Linked DNA regions of Homo sapiens: region 2 is linked to region 1. A link is an interaction called in ENCODE POLR2A ChIA-PET data of the cell type or tissue named here. Cell type or tissue: GM12878. All regions are shown on one strand.

What was found. ChIA-PET counts read pairs that join two places held together with the same protein. Peaks named below come from ENCODE experiments on the same cell type or tissue, not always from the same donor. Only the 100,000 strongest peaks of a DNase experiment are listed, where the experiment ranks them.
Region 2: POLR2A ChIA-PET joins it to region 1 with 15 read pairs; 9 of 35 experiments call an interaction of 5 or more read pairs at or near these places.

Annotation. Positions count from the first base shown.
Region 1 is chr1:29,166,768-29,174,767 of GRCh38, forward strand. The region is part of intron 1 of SRSF4 (serine and arginine rich splicing factor 4); the gene reads right to left. It also overlaps a transcript of MECR not described here. Among named protein-coding and RNA genes, the nearest start is that of SRSF4, 11 kb to the right of the region's middle. In GM12878, no CTCF peak of the experiment used is centred here; a DNase peak (open chromatin) is centred at 4,594; H3K4me3 peaks cover 1,281 bases.
Region 2 is chr1:29,018,855-29,026,854 of GRCh38, forward strand. The region is part of intron 7 of EPB41 (erythrocyte membrane protein band 4.1); the gene reads left to right. Among named protein-coding and RNA genes, the nearest start is that of TMEM200B, 100 kb to the right of the region's middle. In GM12878, no CTCF peak of the experiment used is centred here; no DNase peak of the experiment used is centred here.

The DNA of each region.
Region 1 (8,000 bases):
GGCTCACCATTACCCAGTCTGGGACTCTTTTCACGTCGGCAAACTGGCAGTTCCCGCACACCAAGGGCTCTCTGATTAGAGCTAGTGTGGATTCCTGGTCTGCAAACGTTGGCCACAGCTCAGTCTGCACTTGATCTTTCCCCACCTTCAAAGAAGAAAACCTACCTCATGATTTCTCTCTTCCGGATCCCTTGACCATCTAATTTGCTCCCAACACCTTTGTAATCACTTCTGACTATATCTTATTGGTTACCCACTGGGTCTACTGCCAAGTTCTGCAGTTTTCTCATTTGCTGGGCCTTCAGGGCTGTCTCTACCATTTGGATTAATTTATGTAATTCTAGGCTAGAGCTATTTTTACTTAGTCAACTTGTCTTTTGCATTGTGTCAGGAAAAGTCAGCTACTAAATCATTTTTTTGTTTAGAAGTCTATAACGACTCCTAAGTATCTTTATGTCACTCTCTAAACCTGGAACACCTTGACTACACAAGTTGAATTATATCAATCTTCTTCCATATGCTTGAGAATTACCTCTTTCATGAAGCCTCAGAAACTTGCCTATTCCAATTATTTTAGGACTTTCTTTAGCTTTAGCACTTCTATTCAATTTTACGCTTTTTGTTTTTGTTTTTTTGAGATGGAGTCTCGCTCTGTTGCCCAGGCTGGAGTGCAAAGGCACAATCTTGGCTCACTGCAGCCTCCACCTCCCAGGTTCAAGCAGTTCTCCTGCCTCAGCCTCTTGAATAGCTGGAATTACAGGCACACGCCACCACGCCCAGCTAATTTTTATATTTTTAGTGGAGACGGGGTTTCACCATGTTGGTCAGGCTTGTCTCAAACTCCTGACCTTGTGATATGGCCGCCTCAGCCTCCCAAAGTGCTGGGATTACAGGCGTGAGCCACTGTGCCCAGTCATGTTTCTGTAGCTTTTTAAGTCTTGTTTTTGTCTTTGTGCTTACCTTCTCTTTTGATTATGAGCTCTTCACTAAGAAAAACGAAGGCTAATATCTGTTGGCTATTTAGCACAGTGCCTGGCACAGTAAATAATTTATCCATAATATTTCATCCATTTGTATATCAAATGTGAAGAATGTATTATTATTCTTCTCATTTTACAATGAGAAACTGAGGCTTGGAGTAAGCAACTTGCTCATTTTCAAGGAGCTCATGAGTGAAGGAGCTAGATTTGAACCCAGACCCATGACTCTAAAAATCCCAGCTCTAAACCACAAGGTTCTAATTCCTTTTTTTTTTTTTTTTTAAAAAAAACATAGTCTCGCTCTGTCGCGCAGGCTGCAGCGCAGCGGCGCGATCTCCACTCACTGCAACCTCTGACCCTGGGCTCAAGCAATTCTTGTACCTCAGCCTTTAGAGTGGCTGGGACTACAGGTGTGCACCACCATGCCCGGCAAATTTTTTGTAATTTTTTTTTTTTTTTTTTTAGGAGAGACAGGGTTTCACCATGTTGCCCAGGGTGGTCTCGAACTCCTGAGCTCAGGCAATCCACCTGCCTTGGCCTCCCAAAGTGCTAGAATTACAGGCATGAGCCACCATGCCCGGCCTTCTACTGTATTTTAAAGGCAGATGCTTCTCTTCCAGTCCTGTGTACAATCTTTTTTCACTCAATAAATGCTGCTGCTTGACTTAATGATACTCTAACATCAGATAAAGTCAGGCTGTAGTAAAGGTTTTTGATATAATGGGGTAAAGTCTCTAGAGAAAAAAGAAATTGACCTTGGGGCAGGGTGAAGCACCTCTAAGCTGGGGGTATGTGACAACCAGGTTACTTTCACTCGTCTTTTGGTTCCCATTAGCCAGTGTCAGCCATCTGGTCCTTCCGAAAACATGTGTGGGTTCAGAACATAACAGACTAGAAGAATAGAGGAAAAATAAGATTATTCTGTGCAATCCCCATTCTGGAGGTCCCATATCAACCCCCGGAGTCTGTCTTTGCTTCTAAGGCTCAGCAAAAATTAGACCAGCATAAAGAAGATGAAGACTTGGATCTAGACGTGGTGGATGTGAATGAATATTGGCAATATTATGTATTTAGGAATGTATTTAATTAGTTTTGCAAGGAATGGTGACTTGAACCAAAAAATATAAGCGTGAATGGTAGGAGGGAAATGGGCCAGAAATCAAAGAATACTAGAAAGTTTACAGACTTTCAACTATACAAAGGTTAAAGCAGCAACCAGAAAAGTACCATGCAGATGATAAACATCTAAGATGTGATTTAATTTTCATTAACTAAAAACTATTTTTAACATGCAGCCCACTAGGACTCTTCTTCACATTTCTTTGTAATAATTACTACTCCTATTTTTGAAAGTTTTACGATGTATAAAGCATTATGCTAAGTGCTTTACACACATTATATCCATTTAATTTTCACAACTCTGAGGTTTACTGTCATCTGACAGATCAAGAAACTAACTTAGAGGAGTTGAGTAACTTGCCAAGACTATCCCAAAGACCTGGGATTCTTCACACCCAGCTAACCTAAAACCTGCATTCTACCACCACGTTTTAACCGCCTCCTATATACCAATGAAAAGTGGTCCATAAAACCAGAGTTGGAGAAACACAAGCTCTTGCACAGAAAATCAGTTTCATCAAATTATGTGCTGTAGTGTGGAAGACAAATGCCCACAGGAATATAAGCATCTTATGAGAAAGAGTAAGTGGCAAGAAAACACCATTTCTGCATGTGATGTGTGTGTGCTAATACCAGTAAGTTGTGAACATTTATTCTCTACAAGTGGAACCAAACCCATATGCCATCAAAATTTTAATACTAGTCTAGGAAAATAGAAAAAGGTAACAAATCATTAAGAAACTTATATCTCAGCAATGAGAACACAAATATATCAGTGGGAAAATTAAACTCATGATCCTTTCTCATAAAGTAAACCAACTGCTGAAAAAAAATCTCTAATGATGAACTAACCAAACTCAAGCCCATGGTATTGAGTCCACATTGCAGATAACAGCCCATCTCTAACAGAATATATATTCACATAGTAGGGTGAGAAAAACAGAACAATCATTATCCTAAACACCAAACAGTAAAACTAAATCCTCCCAGAATGGGAGGTAGAGAGGAATCTGCATCAAATATGAATTTAGTCTTACTCTGTAACTACTCTATGAGCCTATTTGCCAACTTTGTTTTAGCTATTCAAAACTTTCAAAAATGAACTAAGTCAGCTAAGGTATTTCACTTTTACACTGCAAATAGTTTGTGGATCAAACTATCATTACCCCCTGCAATCATAACTGAACTTTCTTTTTTGATATTTTAAAGTCAACATGGCTTTCCTGAAAGGGAGGGCAGATACAATCATCTGTGTCCATTTCAATTTTCTGACACTTTTCAACACTAAGGATAAATGAAATTGAAAGCTTTCAAAAAAGGGGAATCAACTATTGCCTGATGACAAGAAGTTCGTGAAGACTCAACCACAAATTAAAAACGATTTGAAAAAACTCGAGAGATGAAAGTCACATTACCAATTTAGAATAAAACTCTTGGGATTTAATATAGAATTACTTTATCTGTTATTCCTACTTAAAGAAATAAAGGTTTACACTCTGCAGACAGCACTACCTGATTCCACACAAAAGCTACAAACAAAACCAGTTCATACTTACCTCTTAAACAACACAATGAGCAGGCTGCCAGGTGTTAAAGCTTCATTAAAGATGATGCCTCTTGGATCATCTTGGCTGTATGAGGCACCATGTCCCTCATAATCGCCCCTGGTCCCTGGGCTGGAGTCTGTTTCTTCATTTTCATTTTTGGTTAAAGATGCCACTCCCTATGCTTTTATTAATTAGTGGATGCCACTAATTAAGTATTTTAATGAATTTTTCAAATTCTTTTAAAATGGATGGATCAATAGCTTCATTTCAATTACATGAAAACCTTTCCAAGTCCATGTTTCTGGTCTGTGGTTCCTGACTCCCTTGCCTGAGCCTCCTGCTCTGTCTGCCCTCTTCATTCCTGAAGGCTGAATTCAAACCTCCCTCTTTCAGACTTCCTCTTCTCTCTAGGTCTTGGGGGTCTTTGTTCATGAAGGTCCCCTTTCTGGCATAAAAACCTAAACCCATGGTTGGGGACCTGGGAGAAATAAAGTGCCTTTCAAGCGCTTCTTCAGACATTGCGTGCAGTTCAGAAATCTTTAGCCTGGGAGACTTTCATCTCAACACACAGAAAACTCAAGTAAAACATTTCCTCAAACTATGGGCATACAAATTCAGAGCATAATCTAATCCCTCACCTTCAGGGTACTATAAGACCAGACGGCCCTAGGAATGACAATAAGGCAGAGAACATTTACTTGTACAAATCCTTCCTCAGCCAACCACGATAAAGCTGATACCACCTTACAGCTTTTCAAAGAGTAGCCTGAGGAGGAGAATCACTAGCAGTCTCCAACTAAGGACAACATCATAAAAAATACCATCTGTCTCACTTTTGGCAGTAACTTGTCAGCTTGCTGGAAGCCTCTACAGAGACTAAAGGCTGAACAAGCCCGGAAACCTGAACTACCCTCTCACCCTCAGAGGCAATCCCCAAAGGACAGGACTAAAGGAAATAGCATGAGGGAAGCTTTGAATGTCAATGCCCACATGTATCTAGTATGGGAATTTAAAAAATCTTCTATTTCCGGAGTTGTCAATAACTCATTTTGTAACCTTGGGCCAGTCACCTTATCACCCCATGCCTCAGTTTCCCCATCAGTACAAACTAGGGACAACACTTGTTCATAAAGTACTTTGACATACTCAGTTGAAAAATAAGTCATACAAATGCATTAATATTTTCGGAAGTTTTAAGATTTCAGTGTTAGCTTACAAATTTGTAAGTATCACCCCAACGGTATTCTCTCAGATGCCTGGAGCACCTTTCTTCTGAGGAGCTCAAAGTAAAATTTGCGGTTCTGGGTACCTGGAAGCATAAAAAAATACTAGAAACCCAAACCACATTTTATTACCGAGTCTATATCCTGTGCCTATCTTTTAAGAAGGGACAAATACTTCGTATGGCCCTTAAATTCATACAGTACCTCAATGAGAAAGGAGGAGCAAAACAGTATATTAAACTGAAGAACAGGGATTTTAAATGACTTAGTCAAATAATTACAAATGATGTTTATTCATACCACAAACTGAAGGGACCAAGAACCAAGGAGTGGAGGTCTTGAACCAGGGCAATTTACGCTGTTAACATTTGGTCAAAAATCTCAATATGGTATTATCTCTTGGCATTGATTTTTCAAAATGACAGAAAAAAATTAAATTCCCCATATATTGGGGGAAAAAAATAATACACTTTTTTGGGGGGTAAGTTGACTTTAAAAAGTGACTTTTAATAAAAAAAAATTTGATCACATTTGTAATAGTTATATTACTAATAAAACAATGACAGAATGCTACTTAATTCATAGTCCTATCTCTATTTATTATTCATTCAAGAAAAACTTCCTGATTATTTTTCACTTGGTAAATTAGCATCTTTTATTTTTATTTTTTATTTTTGAGACAGAGTCTCACTCTGTCACCCAAGCTGGAGTGGAATGGTGTGATCTCACACTGCAACTTCCGCCTCCCGGGTTCAAGCGGTTCTCCTGCCTCAGCCTCCCGAGTAGCTAGGATTGCAGGAGCCTACCACCATGCCCAGCTAATTTTTGTAATTTCAGTAGAGACAGGGTCTCATCATGTTGGTCAGGCTGGTCTCGAACTTCTGACCTCAGGTGATCCGCCCGCCTTGGCCTCCTAAAGTGCTGGAATTACAGACGTGAGCCACCACGCCTGGCCAGCAAACACAACAGGGGTACTCCATGCTGTTGAAGTGCCCATCACACGGGCATGCTCATACACTGCGGGTGTTAAGTGTAACTGGTGTAGCTTTTCTGGAAAGTTATTTGGTTATATGCACTGAGATACTTGAATATGTTCACTCCTGCTGTGACACATGAATTTTATTTCATGGAATCCATATGTACTCAGGGATAATAAAAATGCAAACAAAGTTTTATGCACATAATACCCATCACAGGGTTACTTATAACAGCAAGAATTAGGAGACCAAAAAAAAGGTAGACAATATAAGAGGAATGGTTGGGTAAGTCATAATATTGCCATACAATGGATTTTATGAAGCCATTAATAAGGAAGATTTTAATGTAATAGAAAATACATGAGATAAATTAAGTAAAAAAAGCGTGACACAAAATTGCACGTAAAACCTCACCCATCTTAAAAGGATGCTTAATGATACTTTTCACTTTATGCTTTCATAATATCTAAATGATCTACAATTAACCTACATTTATTCTCTAATGAGTCAAAAAGGCTTTTTTTTTTTTTTTTTTTTTTTTTGAGACAGAGTCTTGCTCTGTCATCCAGGCTGGAGTGCAGTGGTGCGATCTCGGCTCACTGCAAGCTCAGCCTCCCGGGTTCACGCCATTCTCCTACTTCAACCTCCCAAGTAGCTGGGACTACAGGCGCAGGCCAACAGGCCCGGCTAATTTTTTTTGTATTTTTTTTTTAGTAGAGATAGGGTTTCACCATGTTAGCCAGGATGGTCTCGATCTCCTGACCTCGTGATCCGCCCGCCTCGGCCTCCCAAAGTGCTGGGATTACAGGTGTGAGCCACCACGCCTGGCCTAAAAAGTTGTTTTTTTTTTTTCTTTTTTTTTTTTTTTTTTGAGATGGAGTCTCACTCTGTTGCCCAGGCTGGAGTGCAATGGTGCAATCTCGGCTCCCGGGTTCTAGCGATTCTCCTGCCTCAGCCTCCTAAGTAGCTGGGATTACAGCAAGTGCCACCATACCCAGCTAATTTTTGTCTTTTTAGTACAGACGGGGTTTCACCATGCTGGCCAGGCTGGTCTCAAACTCCTGACCTCAAGTGATCCGCCCACCTCAGCTTCCCAAAAGTGCTGGGATTACAGGTGTGAGCCACCGCACCTGGTCCAAAAAGTTCTTGAATTTGTTATGCTTGATAGGCTAAATAGACAAGCCTTAAAGGCTGCCAAATGATTTCCTCATATATAATTCTAAACATTTTAATTAGAAAAAATTAGTTTAAAAAATTATAATAAAGGGCACTGTTCAGAAAAGTAGGAACTCTTGGTGGGTGCGGTGGCTCACGCCTGTAATCCCAGCACTTTGGGAGGATGAGGTGGGCGGATCACCTGAGGTCAGGAGTTTGAGAACAGCCTGGCCAACAAGGTGAAACTGTGTCTCTACTAAAAATACAAAAATTAGCGGGGTGTGGTGGCAGGCGCCTGTAATCCCAGCTACTTGGGAGGCTGAGGCAGGAGAACTGCTTGAACCCGGGAGGCAGAGGTTGCAGTGAGCTGAGATCATGCCACTGCACTGCACTGCAGCCTGGGAGACAGATTGAGACCCCATCTCAAAAAAAAAAAGAAAAAAGAAAAAAAAAAATAGGAGCTCTTAAACACCGCAGGTGGAAACGTAAATATTAATTTACCGAGTAATGGAATAGCTAGCAAAAGCATTAAAATGTGTATATGCTTTGACTCCCAAAGTCTACTTGCAGGAATCTGCCCTAAGGCAAAAAGAAATGTATACAAAAATTCATATAAAGGATATTCAACAGTATTATACATGCATAAAATAGTACAAAAATAAAGATAACCTAAATGCCTTGCAACATGGTTCTGATTATGTCCATTAAATAACATATGTATGTTGGAGTACTATGTAGCCATTAGAAACCAGGTTGTAGGAGAATACTTAATGACAAAGGAAAAGGATCAGGCTGTTAGGGTGAAACAAGCAAATTATAAAATAACTTATAGTATGATTCCAAGTTTGGAAAAAAAAAAGGAGTCAGGAGAGGCATAAGAAAAGGGAGAGACTGTGCAGGAGATAGGTTTTTTTTTTTTTTTTTTTGATGGAGTCTTGCTCCATCACCAGGCTGGAGTGCAGTGGCCCGATCTAGGCTCATTGCAACCTCCACTTCCTG
Region 2 (8,000 bases), 150 kb before region 1:
TGAAACTCTTGGAAGTATTTTTAAAAGTCTTTATTAAATTTACTGACTATACTGCTTTTATACATGAAAATGATTGGTAATGCTGGGAGTTATCAAGTGATCAAGAACAAGAGTTTACAGTCAGTCTGAGCTGGGTTGAAATCTTGACGTTGGTTCCAACCTTGTGACCTTAGGTCTTTCAATTATAATGTCTCTGAGCCTCAGGTTTCTTATATTTCTGATGGAGATTATCACCTCAGAGAAACTAGGGGGACTGCTAGGTTTAGAAAAGGTATTGTGGGCTGACCACAATGGCTCGCACCTGAAATCCTAGCACTTTGGGAGGCCGAGGCAGGAGGATAACTTGAACCCGAGTGTTTGGGACCAGCCTGGGCAACATAGCAAGACCTCATCTCTACAAATAATTTAAAAATTAGCCAGGCATGATGGAGCACTCCTGTGGCAAGTAGCTGAGGTAGAAGGATAGTCTGGGAGGTCAAGGCTGCCATGAGCTGAGATCACACCATTGAAAGGTGATGTGTGTAAAATACTGAATACAATGTCACAATGTCTTTCATGTGGTAAAAAATTCAGTAAATATTAGCTAATATTAAAGTGCCAGAATAATTTGTGTTTCTTCCTCCTCATACATTCATTGTTACTTGAGTGACTTGCTATAGCTTAGTTCTGTAAACTGCCTTAGCATATTAATGTGAAAATCTGACCTTGGCCTTGAATTAGTACCCTAAGTTACGTTAGCATGAGTTAGGTTGCAAAGTTCCAAAGGATCACACTGCTCAAAGAGAAATCCAAAGAGTGGTGTCGGTAGGCTTGCCATGATAGTAAAAATTATTCTTTCCAGCCATTGAGCCATCTTGTTCTCCTTGGGGTAGTTGGAATAGGATTGCATGGATTGGGATGCTTCAAATGAGAGAGCTGTAACTTAAGATGTCTGAATTCTAGGTGCGTTATTGCCCCTGTAGGTTCAGGTACCTCAGTCATGAGGACCATACTAAGGACTTTAAAGTCTACAACCTACATAGCAGTAGTCTTATAAGAGTTACCCATCTCTCTTGGGGTCACACTATTTCCAAAGAGAACTGCACGTTTGCTTTTTAAGTTTTGACTTATTCCAGTACCAATGTCTGGAGTCACTAAATACACCACTTTCAACTTGTTGATGACTATAACTTAAGCATGTTACATTGTCTTTGAATACATTTTTATTGTTTTTATTTTTTATTTTTATTTTTGAGATGGAATCTTGGTCTGTTGGCAAGGCTGGAGTGCAGTGGTGCAATCTTGGCTCACTGCAGCCTCCACCTCCCGGGTTCAAGCAATTCTCTGCCTCAGCCTCCTGAGTAGCTGGGATTACAGGCGCCCACCAACACACCTGGCTAATTTTTTGTATTTTTAGTAGAGACGGGGTTTCACCATCTTGGCCAGGCTGGTCTTGAACTTCTGACCTCATGATCCACCTGCCTCGGCCTCCCAAAGTGCTGGGATTACAGCACTTTTATTTATATTCTGGTTATGATTCTCAACATTTACATATATAAAAAATAGGGACATATAAAAATATATGCATATATACATAGAAAAGCAAGTACTGGAAAGAAACAAAATAATTTGATTAATTAGAATGTCAATACTGTAGGGAAATGTTATTTTTATTACCTAATAATTTAAAAATATTTTTTATTAGTTATAATATAACCCTTGGGCAATCAGTAAAATAGTAAAAGAAAATATTTTACTGCTGCCATAGAGCTGAACCGCAGAAAATGATGATGTCAGATTGTGATTGATACTTGAAATCTGTCTCTGATTTTTTTTTTTAAAGAGAGATGGAATGTCACTGTTGCCCAGAGTGTAGTGTAGTGGTGTGATCATAGCTCGCTGCAGCTTCAATCTCCTAGGTTCAAGTGATCGTCTCATCTCAGCCTTCTGAGTAGCTAGGACTATAGGTGTGTGCTACCATGCCCAGCTAATTTTTAAATTTTTTTGTAGAGATGGTAGTCTCACCATGTTGTCCAGGCTGATCTCAAACTTCCAGCCTCAAGACTCCCAAGGTGCTAGGACTACAGGCATGAACCTCTGCGCCCGGCCTAATGAGTCTTTTAATGGTTATCTGATCATAATAGAATCTCAGGTTTGAGAGGACTTATAGTCTCTCATCCAATGCTTGATTCTCCTTTATAGAATTGTTACATAATAATCATAATAAGTAGCCAGTTATTGTGCATCTATTATTATGTGCAAGATACTATGATAAGCACTTTATGTAAAACATCACGTTTAATCTTTATAACCACCCTTTGAGTTAGGACAACGGTTCTCAAAGGTGGTCTACAGACCCTGGAGATCTTCAAGATTCTTTCAAGGGGTCCATGAAGTCAAAATTATTTTTGTAATAATGCTAAGATGTTATTTGCTTTTTTCACTCTGTTGAAATGGGTGGGGCACAAATCAAGGCAGTTGGAGCAAACTGTACTAAGAGTCACTATATTGTTCTCCAGCATGCACTTGCAGCTGGAAGTGCAAGAAAGCCAGCTTACCTTAGAATTTTCCTAACGAAGCAGCAAAAAGTATTAATTTTATTAAGTCTTGAATACATTTCTATTTAATATTCTGTGTGATTAGATGGGAAGTACACACAAAGCATTTTTGCTGCATACTGAAGCACAACAGTTGTCTCAAGGAAAAGCACTTGTGCAATTGAGTTGTGAGCTGAATTGGCCATCTTTTTTTTTCTTTTTTTTTTTTTGAGACGGAGGCTTGTTCTGTCGCCCAGGCTGGAGTGCAGTGGGGTGATCTCCGCTCACTGCAAGCTCCGTCTCCCGGGTTCACATCATTCTCCTGCCTCGGCCTCCTGAGTATCTGGGACTACAAGCGCCAGCCACCACGCCTAGCTAATTTTTTGTATATTTAGTAGAGACAAGGTTTCACCGTGTTAGCCAGGATGGTCTCAATCTCCTGACCTCGTGATCCGCCCGCCTGGGCCTCCCAAAGTGCTGGGATTACAGGCATGAGCCATCGCGCCCGGTGGCCATCTTTTCTATAAAACACCATGTTTTCTTGAAAAAATGACAAACTATGATTATTCGGACTCGGTTATTTGACACACATTTTCTCAAAAATGAAATGAGCTAGTACTTTTAGGAAAGCAACTGACAGTATTTGTTGCTAATGACAAAATTCAAGCTTTCTGGTAAAAATTGGAATTTTGGAAAACTTTTATATATCCCCATGATCTTGACAGCTTTTAAAGACTTTTCTGCTAAGGTCAGTGGTTATTTTAATGAATGTGTTTTTTTATACACATATTATATCAAGGTTTGGAAGATTTTCATAACTTGGTGAACAAGTATTTTTCAGATTAGAAATGCACAATGTTAAAAAAATCATGCACAGGTAAAAGATCCATTCAAAATGCAAGATAGACCAATGGATTTTAATGTAACAGTACAAAAAGTTCATTGATAAGTTTCTACATTTCACATTGAAAATTATCTTTAAGAAACTGCCATTGATATAATAAAAAAAAAAAAAAAAAAAGAAACTGCCATTGATAAGTTTTAGTGTAATACCAGAAAAGAATATTTTAGGCCAGGCGCAGTGGCTCATGCCTGTAATCCCAGCACTTTGGGAGGCCGAGGCAGGCGGATCACAAGGTCAGGAGTTTGAGACCAGCCTGGCCAATATGGTGAAACCCTGTCTCTACTAAAAATACAAAAATTAGCCAGGCATGGTGGTGGGCACCTGTAATCCCAGCTACTTGGGAGGCTGAGGCAGGAGAATCACTTTAACCTGGGAGGCGGTGGTTGCAGTGAGCCAAGATCGTGCCATTGCACTACAGCCTGGGCGACAAGAGCAAGACTCCATCTCAAAAAAAAAGAAAAAAGAGTGTTTTAAATTCATAGTCACCCCTTTTCAAACTACATGTCTGTGTGAGATCAGATTTCTTCACATACTGCCAAATCAATATATTGCAACAGATTGAATGCAGAAGCAGTTGGGAGAATTCAGCTGTCTTCTATGCCAGACATTGAAGAGATTTGTAAATATGTAAAGCAAAGTTACCTTTTCATCACTGTTTCAGAAAATATTGGTATTTTTCAGAAATTATGTTATTTATGTTAAAAAGTAATGGGATTACCATTATTTTATTTTATTTTGAAATGGAGTTTCACTCTTGTCGCCCAGGCTGGAGTGCAATAGTGTGATCTCGGCTCACTGCAATCTCCGCCTGCTTGGTTCAAGTGATTCTCGTGCCTCAGCCTCCCGAGTAGCTAGGATTACAAGTGCCTGCCACCACACTTGGCTAACTTTTGTATTTTTAGCAGAGACAGGGTTTCACCATGTTGGCCAGGCTGGTCCTGAACTCCTGACCTCAGGTGATCTGCCTGCCTTGGCCTGCTAAGGTGCTGGGATTACAGACGTAAGCCACCGTGCTTGGCTGGATTACTGTTACTTTTTAGAAATTTAATAAACATTTTAAATTTTCCTTAGTTAAAACAATTTTAATATAGTGAATACAAATAGCTATAAGCCACATAAAGAAAAGCTCTTGACCGGGCACAGTGGCTCATGCCTGTAATCCCAGCACTTTGGGGGGCCAAGGCAGCCAGATCACCTGAGGTCGGGAGTTCAAGACCAGCCTGACCAACATGGAGAAACCCCATCTCTACTAAAAATACAAAATCAGCCGGGCATGGTAGCACATGCCTGTAATCCCAGCTCCTCAGGAGGCTGAGGCAGGAGAATCGCTTGAACTCGGGAGGCAGAGGTTGCAGTGAACCGAGATCATGCCATTGTACTCCAGCCTGGGCAACAAAAGCAAAACTCCGTCTCAAAAAAAAGAAAAAAGAAAGAAAAGCTCTTTAGGGTCCTCAATAATTTTTACAATAATTGTTAAGAGAATAAAGAGGTCCTGAGATCAAAAAAGTTTGAGAACCACTGAGTTGGGGCAATAGGGCACCATAGTTAAAATCTTGGGCTCTGGAGTTAGCCTTTCTTTAAATTCAGACTCCATTCCTTGTTAACTGTGTGCCTCTTGGTAAGTTACTTAAGCTCTCTAAGCTTCAGTTTTTTCATCTGAAAAATAAGGGCAATAATGTGAATTTTCTAATTGTTAAATCAGAAAATTTATATAAAGTGATTAGTACAATGACAGTATATAGTGAGAGTTCAAATATCTGCTATGATAATAATAATTCTTGGCTGGGCACGGTGGCTCACACCTGTAATCCCAGCATTTTGGGAGGCCAAGGCAGGTGGATCACGAGGTCAAGAGATTGAGACCATCCTAGCCAACATGGTGAAACCCCATCTCTACTGAAAATACAAAAATTAGCTGGGCATGGTGGCGCGCACCTGTAGTCCCAACTACTCTGGAGGCTGAGGCAGGAGAATTGCTTGAACCCAGGAGGCGGAGGTTGCAGTGAGCCGAGATCATGCCACTGCACTCTAGCCTGGGTGACAAAGTAAGACTTCATCTAAAAATAAATAAATTAAAGGCCGAGCGTGGTGGCTCACACCTGTAATCCCAGCACTTTGGGAGGCTGAGGCAGGTGGATCACGAGGTCAGGAGTTCAAGACCAGCCTGGTCAAGATGGTGAAACCCTGTCTCTACTAAAAATACAAAAAATTAGCCGGGCTTGGTGGCACGCGCCTGTAATCCCAGCTACTCCGGAGGCTGAGGCAGAGAATTGCTTAAACCTGGAGGGGCGGAGGTTGCAGTGAGCCGAGATCGCACCACTGCACCCCAGCTGGGCGACAGAGCGAGACTCCGTCTCAAAAAATAAATAAATAAAAAATATAAATAAATATAAATAAAAAAAAATTCTTATCCTCACTTCACAAGTGATGAATGTATGTGTCTTGGTTTGGAGAACTAGTTTTAACCTTTATCAGAATGTAAACCCAATTAGGTGAAACAATCTCAAGGGACAAATGGATATAGTTCAGCTGATATTCTGTTAGAGATGTGGTAGAAATTGAGCAATAATGGATCGCCGTGACCAGAACATTTAGGAGTCTGTCATCTTGGAATTTACTTGCTCCTTTTTGGAAAGATTTGCAACCCTCACAAACCCAAAGGAACAATTTAATTATGTCCAACAACATGGCATTTTAACTAATCCAAAGAAACTTCCACTGAGGCATATGCATTTTACTATGCATTGGAAAGTGCAGTACAAGCACTTCTCAGATAGAAGACAGCCTGCATAAATGGAATCCTTAGTAGTGGCCCTTTGCCCAGACTGGGATTTTAAAGCTATAATTAACACTTTAAATTTACACTAGCAAATCAAGCTTTAAAATTAATTGCCCTCCATTTATTGGTATTAGGAAGGTATGTAAACTTGTCTATTGTCCCCCACTTAATTCTTTGAAATCACAATCCTTAATTAGGAGATATAACAAACATTATTAAAAGGGAGTCACATAACACTGGAACACACCGAATAGCTCTATCCTGATTGCACTTGCTTGAAATAAATGCAGGGAAACTTTATTGTAACTTCTCTTTTTAATGAGCTTTAACCAGTGCCGGAGCTTCCTGGTCAGGTACTTTTGTAAGCTGCAGTACTTACAAGTAGTAAATTATTAGGTGGTACTGAAAAAATTCAAGACAGTACTTTTAATGGTTTAGAGGTATCTAATCTCTTCCCAGCTGGTTTGTTATGACGCTCAAAGGTCTTGGAAATTTTAGGGAAAACCTTGATCATTAAAATTTAAGGCAAAAAATAATTTATTTTGTGATATTAATCTTTCAAATATATGTGTTGTGTTAACATGCACAGATGTCTGTGGGTGGTGAGATTATATATTTTCTATGCTTTTAATGATATTTTCCAAATTTTATACAGTGAATGTGTATGATTTTTATAATCAGATAAAGCTTTCTGGCAACATTAGGTGGGGCAGAGCAAGGTAGTCATCCATGCAGAGGGGCAGTCTGGCTTGGGATATTGAGGCCTAAGCAGAGTGAGGAGTGGGTCCGTGGGTTGGAGGGCAGCCTGGCATGAAGAGTCAGAGCTCAAGTGGATGAGGATGGTAGTCATGTGTGGGCACCTGGTGGTGGGTTTCAGAAGCCAAGCAGAGCAAGAAGGGCATCCATGTGGGGGAAAAGCCTACACAGGATGTGGAGGGCATCCATACAGGGTGGTGCTTGATGCACAGTGTCAAAGCCTAAGCAGGGTGAAGAGATGGTCCCACACCAGCAGTCAGAACCCTGGTGAGGTAAGGAGGACATCCACGTGTGCTGAGTAGCCCAGAATGGGGAATTCAGGGTTCAAGTAGAGTGAGGAGGACATCCACATACAGTAGGGGTTTGTGGCTGCAATGAGAGATTATATGATTATACAGAGGGATTGATCAAATTAGTCAATGTATTCAGGGTAATGGGAGCCAGGTTTCTCACTGTCAGTAAAGTGAGACACAAATTATGGAAAGGGAGAAACTAAAATGAACCCTGTTAGGATATTGCGTTAAAACTGGAGGCTTCAATGTGAACTTGTGGTTTCCAATATATAGATAGGTAGATATAGAAATATAGATGTAAAAAGGTAGATACATACACAGATACATACTCTAACTCTACATTGTGTCAGAAGGAAGTACTGGAAGAATGATGGGAAATGGTCAGAAGGACACAGAATCCAGCTTGGAGAGGTTCCCACTACCAAATCTGGGGCAATTTAAGCATCAAAATAGATAAGGAAAATAATTGATATACTGCATTGAATAAAATGAAAATTCGTGAGTCCATACTGACATAAATAAATAAATTGAAATTTTAAGGCTGGGCATGGTGGCTCATGCCTGTAATTCCAGCACTTTCAGAGGCTGAGGTGGGCTGACTGCTTGAGCCCAAGAGTTCACTTGAACCTGGGAGGTCAAGGCTGCAGTGAACCATGATGGTGCCACTGCACTCCAGTCTGGGTGACAGAGCAAGACCTTGTCTCTTAAAAAAAATTTTTTTTGGCTCACACCTTTAATCCCAGCACTTTGGG